Linked DNA regions of Homo sapiens: region 1 is linked to region 2. Evidence: chromatin contacts called from ENCODE Hi-C or POLR2A ChIA-PET data. All regions are on one chromosome and are shown on one strand. The core of a region is the stretch at or near the end of the contact, and the rest is flanking DNA. Distances in the headings are between cores, read along the strand shown. Region 1 holds the start of FNDC5 (fibronectin type III domain containing 5). Region 2 holds the start of NHSL3 (NHS like 3).

Evidence for each region. A loop is a pair of places that touch in the nucleus more often than their neighbours do. ChIA-PET counts read pairs that join two places held with the same protein, here RNA polymerase II (POLR2A). Pooled maps may share reads with other maps.
Region 1: a map with no recorded cell type shows a loop between it and region 2 (2.3-fold over the local background). The contact joins the promoter of FNDC5 here to the promoter of NHSL3 in region 2. A Hi-C loop is called at or near these places in 1 of 37 single-sample maps with no recorded cell type and 3 of 50 pooled maps. POLR2A ChIA-PET finds 5 or more read pairs at or near these places in 3 of 52 experiments (A549, A673 and OCI-LY7).

What each region holds. Positions count from the first base shown.
Region 1 is chr1:32,867,351-32,873,245 of GRCh38, forward strand. It overlaps FNDC5 (fibronectin type III domain containing 5), which reads right to left and starts at 3,562. Exons shown (of 6, transcript NM_001441683.1): 1 at 3,303-3,562; 2 at 1,532-1,647; 3 at 840-1,038; 4 at 403-492. The coding sequence starts at 3,540. RefSeq lists enhancers at 400-901, 5,330-5,895.
Region 2 is chr1:32,740,481-32,746,203 of GRCh38, forward strand. It overlaps NHSL3 (NHS like 3), which reads left to right and starts at 1,350. Exons shown (of 7, transcript NM_020888.3): 1 at 1,350-1,709. The coding sequence starts at 1,475.

The sequences.
Region 1 (5,895 bases), core at 2,312-4,811, 130 kb after region 2:
AGAATGTCCCCAGGCCAGGCAGTGACTTCCCCTGAGCTTCCCAGGCCTGGACCCCTGGAGGCACAGCACCCCAGAAGAAAAAAAGGCTGTGGCCATGACCAGAGGTAAAAGGCCTGTGGAAGTGTCCAGCCCCAAGAAGCTGAACCTCTTCTGAGGGAGGGCGAAGGCAAGTACTCATCTAATCCTATAAGGCAGCTAACAATATGCTGGTTTTTTGGTGAAGAGTGAGGTAGAGAAGGGGTCAGATCTGTTTCCCAGAACTGTCGTTGGCAGGACTTGGAGACTTTTCACCTTAGAGATGTCCAAACCCCTTACCCTTTTTTTCATGAGAGAAGGGGCTGGTCAGAGTCCTCCATTTCCCAGAATCTGAGGGAAGAAGAAGGTCTCGGAGGCCAGACTCACCTGCCCACATGAACAGGACCACGACGATGATCAGCACCTCGCCTGTCCGCAGCTGTTGGTTCCTCCCCATCTCTTTCATGGTTACCTCATCTGCAGGGAGAGAGACACTAGATCCAGCACTCCTTTCCTCCCTCAGCCACTCCTCTAGGGCCAAGCCCAAGACAACAGTGCTGATTTCTACAGGTGCCCACACATCTAACATACATTCTAGAATGCACTGATGGCTACTTGGGGTGGCAGTGATAGGACCAAGTCTAAAGGGAGTTTATATGCTCAGCGTCTTGTCAGGGACTAGCGTGAACCCTCTCTCAGGTACTGCTTTACTTGCCAGCAGGGGATAAGGGGGAGGAGACAGAGCTTTCCTCAAGCCACCCACTGGTCTGGTCCTGACCACCCCTCACCCCACCCCATTCCTCTTAACAGTGACCCGGGCCTGCCTTTGTTCTTGGAGGCCATCTTCTCAGCCTCACGCGGGGTCTTGAAGAGCACAGGCTCGCTGGCTGGGCTCTGGCCCTGAATGGAGATGGCCTGCACGTGGACTATGTACTCCGTATCCTCCTCCAGGTCCCAGAGGGCACATGAGCGGGTGGTGGTGTTCACCTCCTGGATGAAGCGCAGCATCCGCACATCCTTCTTCTGCAGACAAGCGCCGGTCACTGCTGTCAACACTCGGTGACCAGCCCCGCTCCTGCCCACCTCCCAGTGGTGACAAAGCCTTTACATACACAATCTTCATCATTCCATCACCTCCGCTATCAATATCTCCATTTTACAGGGAAGGAAACAGGTTCAGAGAGGTTGGGGAAGTTGCCCAAGGCCACACATCTAGTAAGCACTGGAGCTAGGTCCTAAATGCAGATGTCTCTGAGATCAAAACCTTAATTTCTGTGTTCCACTTGAAAGTTCCCAAACCCTCCCTCACTGACTGATTCTCTTCTAGAGAATTTTCAGACATATGTCTGAATGGGGCCCCAATTTTCAGACATATGTCCAAATTGCTGTTCATCTCCCTTGCCCCAAGTTCCTATTTCCTTTCTATTTCTCCATCACCACCACTGCCACACTCCTACCCCCATCTGCCACTACTGTCTTGATGTGTCCTTCCCTCCTAAGGACAGTGGAGCATTACCTGCTGGGAGATGGCAAATCCGATGACAACCTCATCCTCCAGAACATCCCAGCTCACCACTGCAGAGTTGGCCTTGAGGTGCCTGACGGTGACGTTCACTGGGGCTGAGGGACTGTCTGGGGGACGGGGAGGCACCTAAGCCTGAGCATCCCCTATTGTGAGGCCCAGACCCACTGTCTCATAAGTAAGAAGGGGAAACCTGGGGAAGGCCATGCAGGAGGGGAAGGAAGAAACTAAGGCCTCAAGTGGGGTCCAGTGACATGGCTCTCAGCTCTTCAGTGGGTTGAAGAACCAAGCCCAAGAGGCCCCAGGCTCCTCATGACTGGGACGGAAGCCCCTGCTGGCCACAGGCCGGCCCCATGAGGGGTCCAAGGCTCAAAGTGATGGGCCTGGGCCGGGGCCCTATCTAAGGGATGGGTGGTTAGAGTTGTGGAGAGAGTTATGTAGGGGACATAGGTGGACAGAAACTGAAGGTTAGCTGATGAAAAGCAGACAAAAGGACTCCCCAGTCCAGTGCTCTTTTGACAATACTGCCCTGTCCAATGAGTGACCTTGCGCGAAGGAGAAAGACCCAGAGATCGAGAAGTGTCAGGCTGGGGTGAGCCCTGGACTGGGAGTGAGGAGAACAGAAGTATCCTCAGAGCTGTGGTGGCCCAGGCAGAATAAAGCCTGCGGAAGAGTCTGTGTGAGCCTCTTATCCATGCTCTTCCAGCCCCAAGATGCAGGTGGGGAGGTGGCAGGGGAAGATGGGGTCACTCAGAGCAGGGCCCCTCCATGGCGAGTGGAGAGGAGAGAACAGGTAGGGGAAGAGGATGAATGAGGAATCACTCCAGAAGAGACAGGAGGGAAGTGGGGGTGAGAGTGATAGGGATAGTGGGGGTCAGTGAGGAAAACCGTCCAGGAGAGGGGCAGTGCAGTCACATAAGGCTCAGTATCTTCCAAGGGGCAGGTGCAGCACGGGGCAGAGCTGCGCCTGAGCAGCACCCCTCACCCCACAGAGAGTGAACTTGAGACCCAGGGGGCTGGGCCTGGGACCTGAGGGAGACAGAGCCAGACATGGAGGGGGAGGTGGAGAGACAGGACACAGACAGGTGGTGGCAGACACAGAACCAGAGGACAGAGAAGTGGGGCATCTGAGAAAGACAGCTGCGAGAGAGCGCTCCCCGAGCCACGGAGGGAGAGATGAGCCGGGCAGCGGCAGCCAGGAGGGACAAAGACAGAGTGGCAGGAGAGGCTGGGCAAGGACGGGCCGGCCCCATGGGGCAGGCCAGACACTGTACCAGATCAGGGGTGCCGGGGCCCACCCCACGCCCTGCGCCCTCAGGTGCCAGCCCCCATCCCCTTCACACGTGCTCCTGCACAGCGGGACCCCATCTGCCCCTGCAGAGTTGGCTTGCAGGGCTTTGAGAGGTCCTGGGGACACAGAGAGAGGCCCAGGTGGGGGAACTGGTGTCCTCAGCTGCTCCCTGGGTCAAAGAAGGGAGCTAGGGAAGCTGAGGCAAAGACCTGGGGTTAGGGGAATGGGATTAGGGGACTGGGGACCACAAGACCCTAGGAAACCCAGGGCTGAGGTGACAGGGGAGATTTGGAAACTGAAGGACAGGTCTGGGGGTCAAGGAGGTAGGAAGACGCTGGGGGCTGGGTTAGGGGAGCAGTGTTTGGGCCGAGACAGGAGTCCCTAGGGGGCAGAGAAAGGACCAGGGGACTCCCAGGTAGCTGGGCTCGAGAGGAGCCTGCCCCGGCGCCGGCCCCCCGCCCCGGGCCCCCTTACCCGCCTGCACCAGCGCGAAGCAGACGCAGCCCAGCCACAGGCGGAGCGCGGCGCGGGCGCGGGGCGGCCAGGCGCTCGGCGACCCGGGGTGTATGGTGGCTCCTCCGGCCGGCAGGCCCGGGGCGGCGCAGGGGGACGCGGCTCCGGCGCCCGGCGGCCGCTCGCGCTCGCGCTCCGGCCCCCGGCCCGGCCGGCCCGGCCGCTCCGGCCGCCCTGCGCCGCCCCGAGCCGCCTGCATGTCGGCTCCGCGGACAGCGACTCCCGCGCGGCGGCGGTGGCGGCGGCCGCGTCCACGTCGGGCGCCCGGGGGGCGGGGCGCCCCCGCTGCGGGGAGAGGTGCGGGGGCGGGGTGAGGACCGGAGGGCGCCCCCACTCCCGCCCCCGCTGCCTATTAGGTCCTCTGCCGGGGAGGAAGGGGCTTCGCGGACCCACGGCTCCCGCCCTCTCACCGAGCGGGAGCCCAGCGGGGTTCTCCGCGCCCCCGCCGCGGTCACTCTCTCTCCCGTGCACAGCCCTGACTTGGCTGCCGCTTTCTGCCCTTTCCCAGGGTAGAGAGAGGACAAGTGCCACCGAGATGCCCGTTTGTGCCCCCACCCCTAAGCGCGCCTCCCTTCCCTGGGCCTAGGGATCCCCTCATTCCACGGTAGACCCGAGGCCTTGCGGCTGGGGCAGACGGGAGCAGAGGGGAGAGATCACAGTAAGGCTGGGGTGAGCAGAGAGTGCTAAGTGGACACTAGGGCTCCGTGTTTCCAGTGGGGTTGGGAAGAGGCTGCTCTGTCTCACTGGAGAGTCCAGCTCTGTGACCCCAGGCCAGTCCTTTTCCTTCATTTTCATCCCCATAGTGAGGGCAGTAATGAGCGTCTACCAGGGGCCAGATACTATGCTGAGCTTTCTTTGCATTATGTGGCTTAATTCTCAGGGCAACCCTGTAAAGTCATACTCTGCACACTTTGCACAGGAGGAGCCTGCAGCTTGGACAGGCTACTTGACTTGTCCAGGGACCCGCAGCAGAGCCAGGATTTGAACACAGGCTGATCTGACTCCCAAAGCTGTGCTTAACTGAACTGTCTCCCCACCCAGAGTGACTTCACCCATCCGGAGATTCGTGAGACTCTAGAATTGGCCGGGGCCAGCTCCTCCCCAGCCAGAAAACAGTCTGCAGCAATCTCTAAGAGCATCTCTGAGAAGGGGAGTGGCTCCAGCCCCCTTCCCTCATCTCAGCCAGAGAAACAAGGTGGAGGAGAGAGGCATGGACCAGGGCTCAGGGCCTTTTGTCTCAGCAAGAACCCCTGAGCCCCCTCCCACGACTATCCGAAATTCCACTACTAGCGGGGCATTCCTTTGGGTCTTAAAGGTTTTCCAGAAGCCCTGGAAGGGCTAATTTTCTTTGGAAAGGAGACGTCTTGCAAAGTTCTGCCACAGAAACGTCTTCAGGGTCTTCCTCTCCATCCCCCTGGTTTTACATTAAGGAAGTGAGGTCTACCGATGGGAAGAGCTTGGTGCAGATTCACACAGTGGGTCAAGAGGAGCGATAGACAACCCTCCTCTCCTTATGCCCACCCAGGACTCCTTCGCTGGCCCTGTGTTCCTCCTTGGTCACCTTGGAAGGGGTGAGATGGAAGCGAGCTTAGGGGCTCTTGTTGAGCAGCAGAATTTTCCTGCCCATCCCCTCAGTGCCCCCAGACCTGCCCCACTCGGCAGGGTGACACTGCCCAGCCCTATCATTTCCCCCGCCACATACCTTGTCCTGGGAGAGCCTCAGCTGGGACCTCGACCCGTTTGGGAGAAGAGCCCCGGAGCCAGAGCACCTCTCTCTCTCTTTTCTCTTTGCTCTCTTTCTCTTTCTCTCCCCTTATTATCTTCTCTCTCTTTCTCCCCGCAGCTGCTGCCTGCCCCACCCCACCCGGCCCCGCCCCACCAGCTGCAGCTTAGCCCCTAGGGACCCCCCACCCCCCATCCATCAGACAGGAAGACAACCAGGAGGCCCGCAGGAGCAACTGGAGCCTCTTCAGGCCTCCAGCACAGGAACCAGCAGGAAGGAGAGGGTTCAGTTAGAGGACACAGAATCTACTCCCGTCCCTGCAGGGGAGAAAAGGAGGGAGGGTCCTGGTGGGGTCTTGGCCTCCAGTCCAGCGCTGGGGAAAGGGGAACCTTGGCGCCATCTGCTGGCCTCTTTGGGTAAAACCTAGATAGATGTAGGGCATTGGGAGGGAGGAGATGGCAGTGCCTGAGGGCTTGAGAGAGAAGGCGGCTGAAGGAGGGGGCTTGGAGGATTTGGAGAGTTGTGACTGTGGGGGTACAGCCTTCTCAGTCCTCATGATGCATGGGGTGCTTGGGCCTTAATTCTGGGGAAAGCCCTGGTGCCTGGAATCTGGCAGCCAGTGAGAGCTGGCTGGGAGGATTTAGTGGAGCCCTGGGTGAACTTGGGAGGGAGCTGTCAGAAGCAGCCACTGCAGGCCAGGGCGCTGGCTCACGCCTGTAATCCCAGCACTGTGGGAGTCCGAGGTGGGTGGATCACCTGAGGTCAGGAGTTCGAGACCAGCCTGGCCAACATGGTGAAACCCCGTCTCTACTAAAAATACAAAATTAGCCG
Region 2 (5,723 bases), core at 100-2,599:
TCCCAGGTTCACCACAGCTGAGCCCCTGGGGACATGCAGGGGGCTAAGGCAGGTTAGGGAGATCCCACTGCACTCTAGTAATCCTGCAATGTTATGGTGAGTGCTATCTACAGTGCGCCGGGGCTGACTGGGCTGGGTGGCCCAGACAAATGGGCCCCTGCCCTCGTGGAGACCAGGACCAAGAGAAAGCCGTGTGACCAGAGTCAGATTGGGTGATTCTGGCCACCCCACTGGTATGGACATCACAAGGCCCTTCTGGGGACTGACGGAGGAGGTTCAAGGGTGCTGAACCCACAGCTGGTCCCCAGCGCAATTTCTAGTCCTTAGGGTTTGAAGCCTTGGACCAGCCTGAGACAAAACCCAGATGACCATCTTGGCTCCTCTCCCGCTGACCACCTCTGTCCCCTTCTGGCCTCCATTTCCGTTGTCGTGGGATCAGATGATATAAAAGGGCTTGGTCAGCTGTAATAGACCCAGAGGCCTGTAGGCAATGAGTACAGCAATTTCAGGATTCTTAATGTTTCCTTTCCTACCAGCCTCCCAGTCACACCTCTCACCTGCCCAGAGTTCAACCCTAATTAGTGTTGAGCATCTCAGTGGGAACTCCTGGTCCAGGCAGGAGTGCCCTGGGGCCTCAAATCCTAGTCCAAGGGTAAACGGAGGAAGGGCTATCCTCATCTTGCCACCAAAGGGTGAGGCAGGAACACAGTGGACCTGGGCCCCCGCTGCACACCGAAGATGGTTGGAGCCTGGAAGGTGTGGTAAAGAGCGAGGAGGCGACCCCAGTCAGCAGATGGGAGGGAAATGCCCACTGCGGGTCACAGGTCTTGGACGTGTCTGAAGCCTCTATTCCTGGCGCAAGCGCCCCAACACTGTCGGGGCTTGGAAGGAATTCTCCAAATTCCCTTATTCCAGGAAAAAATATTCCAGAATCCCCTGTCTATTCCCAGCCCAAACTTGGGATACCAAGTCTCCTGGGGTCCAACCCCAGCCTCTCGCTCCTCCTTTCCTGCGCCCTTCCCCTTTCCGTCCCCACCCCATACCACCCTCTTCCGAACAGATCTCCCGCGGTGCCCCCTGCGGGACGGAACCTCAGTGCCGCCCCCTCCCGGGCGGCCCCACGACCCGCCCTCTCGGGCCCCAGCGGGGGGCACGACCCCGGGCTCCCGGGACCCCCTCCTCTCGGGACTGGACCTCGCCCTCCGCCGGGACCGGGGGAGGCGGGGAGGGGCCGCAGGCAGCGGCGCTCCCGCCCTGCGGCCGCTCCCGCCCCGCTCCTTCCCTCCCCGCCGGCCTGCGCCCCGCCCGCCGCTCGGCCGGCCCCTCCCGCGCCGCTCCCGCCGTCCGCTCTCCGCGCCCGCTCGGCCTCCGCCGCCCAAACTTTTCTCCGGGCGCGCGTCCCCGGCGGCCGCCCCCGGCATGGGCACCGCGCCGCAGGGGGCCTGACCCGCCGCCCGCTCCGCCCCCGCCTGCCATGGCGGCCCGCGCGCCCCCCGCCGCACCTGCGGCCGAGGAGCCGGGGAACCCGGGCGGCCCCCCGCGCAGGAAGAAGTCCCGCTCCGGCGCGTCCGGCCTCCGCCGCGCCTTCAGCTGGCTGCGGGGCAAGCGGCGCAAGAAGAAGGCGGCGGGGGCCGAGGGCGCCGAACCGGCCGCCCCCCGGGCCAAGAAGGCGGAGGACAAGGCCAAGAGGGCCAAGGGCAAAGGCCGAGGTAAGGCGGTCGGCACCTGGGCTGAGCGCGGGGGGGCGTCGAGGGTGCGGCCGAGGGGGCTCTGCCGGGGGTCCGCGCGCGGCGTGTTGGAGGGGGGTGACCCCCAGGAGCTGGTGCTGGAAAGCGAAGAGGCCAGGGCTGAGTCCGAACACTTCCACCCTGCGCTGCCTTCCGCAGTTTCCAGACCCAGTCCTGCCCCGCTGTGAGGGGAGGGGACCCCCGGCTGGGGCAGGGATCCCCTGGCAGAGCAGGAAGTGCTGGTAGCCCGACTCCAGGGCGGTGAGGCGATTCCCCCTCCCCCAGGCTCACCGAGGTTCTGCCCTCTGCTGAGTCAGGGGGTCAGAGACTTAACGCTGGCCTGTGGCCAATGGGAGAGACAGGTGGCCTTGGGTCTCTGGTGGGGACCCTCTGGGTCTGGAAGGTCAACCGCACTCACAAAGAGTTTCAGCTCCAGCTGGATCTGGATTTCCAGCCCCACAAAGGACCTCACATGGAGCACAGTGTGCCCTGCCTTAGCTTCTTAACAGTGCTGGCTTTTCCCACCTGGCCTCCCTCAACGCTCACCTGGGCCAGGCCACAAACATCACCTCCTGGGGTAGTGAGCTCACCAAGGTGAACCAACCCGCCCCTCCCTATCACTCCTTCTTCCAGCCCTGGAGAAACATGCCAGTGTCGGAAGTGTGCTTACAGATGGGGGAAACTGAGGCCCAAGCTCAGTGGAGAGGCTGTACCTGGGCTGGGGTGGGTACTTAAAATTCAACAGCTAATTCTCAGTCTTTCTGAATTTGAGTCCCTGGGCTCCTCCTCTGGCCTGGACGGGCAGCCTGAAAGGCGGGGAAGCCGACCTGGCCCATCCCTGCTGGGGTCATTTTCAGTTCCTTTCTTGGGCCTTCCCTCATTTTCCAGTTTCTGTCTTCCTTTTGATGGGGAGGGCTTGAGTCTTTGCAAGAGGGTGGAGCTCCCTTGGGGCTTGCTGTCCTGGGAAGTCCACCTTTCCTAGACTGCTGCTGCAGTGCTGGAGGTGAGGAAATGGCTGGGTGTGCGGGCCCATCCCATTCTGCCTGTGTTTACCCTCCCAGTGTCCTTTAACCACCTCTTCTGGGAGAGTTAGAAGGAACACTTTAGGGGTCAGGAAGAGGGTGGAAAGCCTCATGTGTGATTGTATCCGGCTTGATCTTCCTTTTGGATAAGGGCCCTGCTTCCCTGCGGCACAGCCACACATAGAAGTGAGGGTGCTGGGGCTGGGGTGACTGGGCCAAACCCTGAGGGAGGACTGGATTTGGGTGAGGGGTGTTTCCAAAGCCTCTGCAGTCCTAACAGGACATGGAGTCTGTCCCAGGGCTGCCCCACTGGGATTCAGTCTGAAGTCATCCCCGTCTCATTCAAGAGGGCATTGCAGCAGGATGTATTGTGGTCAGACTGTCAGGATTGGCAGGCAGAAGGCTAGTGGACTAGCAGTGTATACTCCAGGGCAATGGACCTTTTTCCTCTGGGAGACCAGCCTGGAAGGCAGGGGGCTGGAAAAGCTGAGCCTGTAGGTCACTGCTCCAACAGCCTGGGTTTGGGTTCATTGGGTCAGTGGCCAGGCCTCCCTCTTGCCTTGTGTTTGGTATCAGGTGGCTCTGGGCTTTCTGGGCAGCATGTCGGCCTGATTTGAGCCCACGTGCATGGGTAACACCTCCTTGCCCCTGGCTGTTGTTTCTCCAGGTCTGGAGGTGGCCCTGGGTATGACTGGAGGAAGTCCTGTTCCCTTTTACTCCAGCCTCCTATTATTGCAACTGTTTCCTTGTCACCTGCCTGGCCCAACTTCTTTTCTGTTTATTAAGAGAAATAAATCTGATCCCACTAATCTCCACTGGCAACGCTGGCCAGGAACGGGAAGCCTGCAGAAGGCTTAACTCTTTCAGGGAGAATGTTCAGAATGGAGATTGGGAGAGGTGGGGAGGAGGGATACACAGGAGATTCCTGGGAGGTCAGGGATCTTTGCTGGGGAAGTCATTATCTCCTCCATTCCAATCTCTGGCTCAAAGACCTATGAGAGGCAGGTCTTGATTCCTCTAATCTGACTCTCCTACTTTAAGATGGAAAAACTGAGCTTGTCATGGAGTTTTGAGCACCAGTCTTCCATGATTCCCTTGCTGACCTCACTACCCTGCACAAACTTAGAAGAAGAGAGGAAGTCTGACATTTATTGATTAGTCTGAATATGTCAAGATCTTACTTGCAGATGAAAAAATTGAGGCTCAGGGACAGTGAGTGACTGATTTGACCAAACGGATTTAAACTCAAATCACCTGCCTCAAAAATCGGGACTGTTTTCATGACTCTCCCAAGGACATAGAGCAGCAGGTAAGGCTTGAAGATCTTCTTGTTCAACTCACTTTACAGATGGGAAATGGCCCAGAGAGAGAAGTGAGGGAACTTGATAGAGTGGGGAGAGTATCAGAATCAGGCCAATGAGAGTTTAAATCCTGGCCCAGCTACTAGCAAGCCCCATGATGTAGGATGAGCAACTTCTCAGTGGGCTCCCTGATTCCACCACTGTCTTGTGGGGAAGAAAGGGGGAATCCTCTGGCTGGACATTGCCTTGATGGGCTGTGACCTTTCTGTCTCACCAAGATTCTCACAAGAGAGCATATGAAAATTATATTAAAGGCTGGGCGTGGTGGCTCATGCCTGTAATCCTAGTATTTTGGGAGACCGAGGCGGGCAGATTGCCTGAGCTCAGGAGTTCGAGACCAGCCTGGGCAACACGGTGAAACCCCGTCTCTACTAAAATACAAAAAATTTGCCAGACAAGGTGGCGTGCACCTGTAGTCCCAGCTACCCGGAAGGCTGAGGCAAGAGAATTGCTTGAACTCGGGAGGCGGAGGTTGCAGTTAGCCAAGATTGCACCGCTGCACTCCAGCCTGGGCAACAGAGCGAGACTCAGAAAAAAAAAAAAGAAAAAAAAAAGAAAATTATATTAAAGAGAAGTAACCATAGAAATGCAAGGGGTTGCTATGCCTGTGTTTATAAGTTTAGTCACCTGAGCTCTAACGACCCAGTCTGGAAGGAATGGGCTCTGGGCCTAAGAACAACTTTGCTTGACTGGGCGTGGTGGCTCACACCTGTAATCCCAGCACTTTGGGAGTTTGAGGTGGGTGGGTCATGAGGTCGCGAGTTTAAGACCAGCCTGACCAACATGGTGAAACCCTGTCTCTACTAAAAATACAAAAATTAGCTGGGCGTGGTGGCGCGTGCCTGTAATCCCAGCTACTCAGGAGGCTGAGGCAGGAGAATCGCTTGAACCCGGGAGGTGGAGGTTGCAGTGAGGCGAGATTGCACCACTGTACTCCAGCCTGGGCGACAGAGCGAGACTAGGTCTCAAAAAAAAAAAAAAAAAAAAATGGACAACTCTGCTTCCCTGGTCTGCCCCTCTCAAGCTACAAGATGCTGGCAGGTTATTCACCCCTCCAAGCCTCAGTATCCTTATCTGTAAAATAGGGATAATAAATCCTAGCTTTATAGGGGCCTTTCCAGGATCAAATGAGCTAACAGACATGCAAGTGCGTTGTGAACTGTGGAGCATGGTGCAGCTGGCAGCAGGTTTCTGCTGTTGTTATGCTGCTGAGGACTTGAGCATTAGTTAAGTTCACCCTGATCCATGTTTGGAAAACAGCCCATGATGATGATGATTATTGAGGGGGATTCACAGAGGATAGAGTCTCACCTTTGTCCCACAGGAGGACTCAGACATAAGAAAAAGTTAAAAAAACAGGCCAGGCACGGTGGCTCACGCCTGTAATCCCAGCACTTTGGGAGGCTGAGGCGGGCGGATCACAAGGTCAGGAGATTGAGACCATCCTGGCTAACATGGTGAAACCCTGTCTCTACTAAAAAATACAAAAAATTAGCCAGGTGTGGTGTCGGGCGCCTGTAGTCCCAGCTACTTGGGAGGCTGAGGCAGGAGAATGGAGTGAACCCGGGAGGCGGAGCTTGCAATGAGCCGAGATCGCGTCACTGCACTCTAGC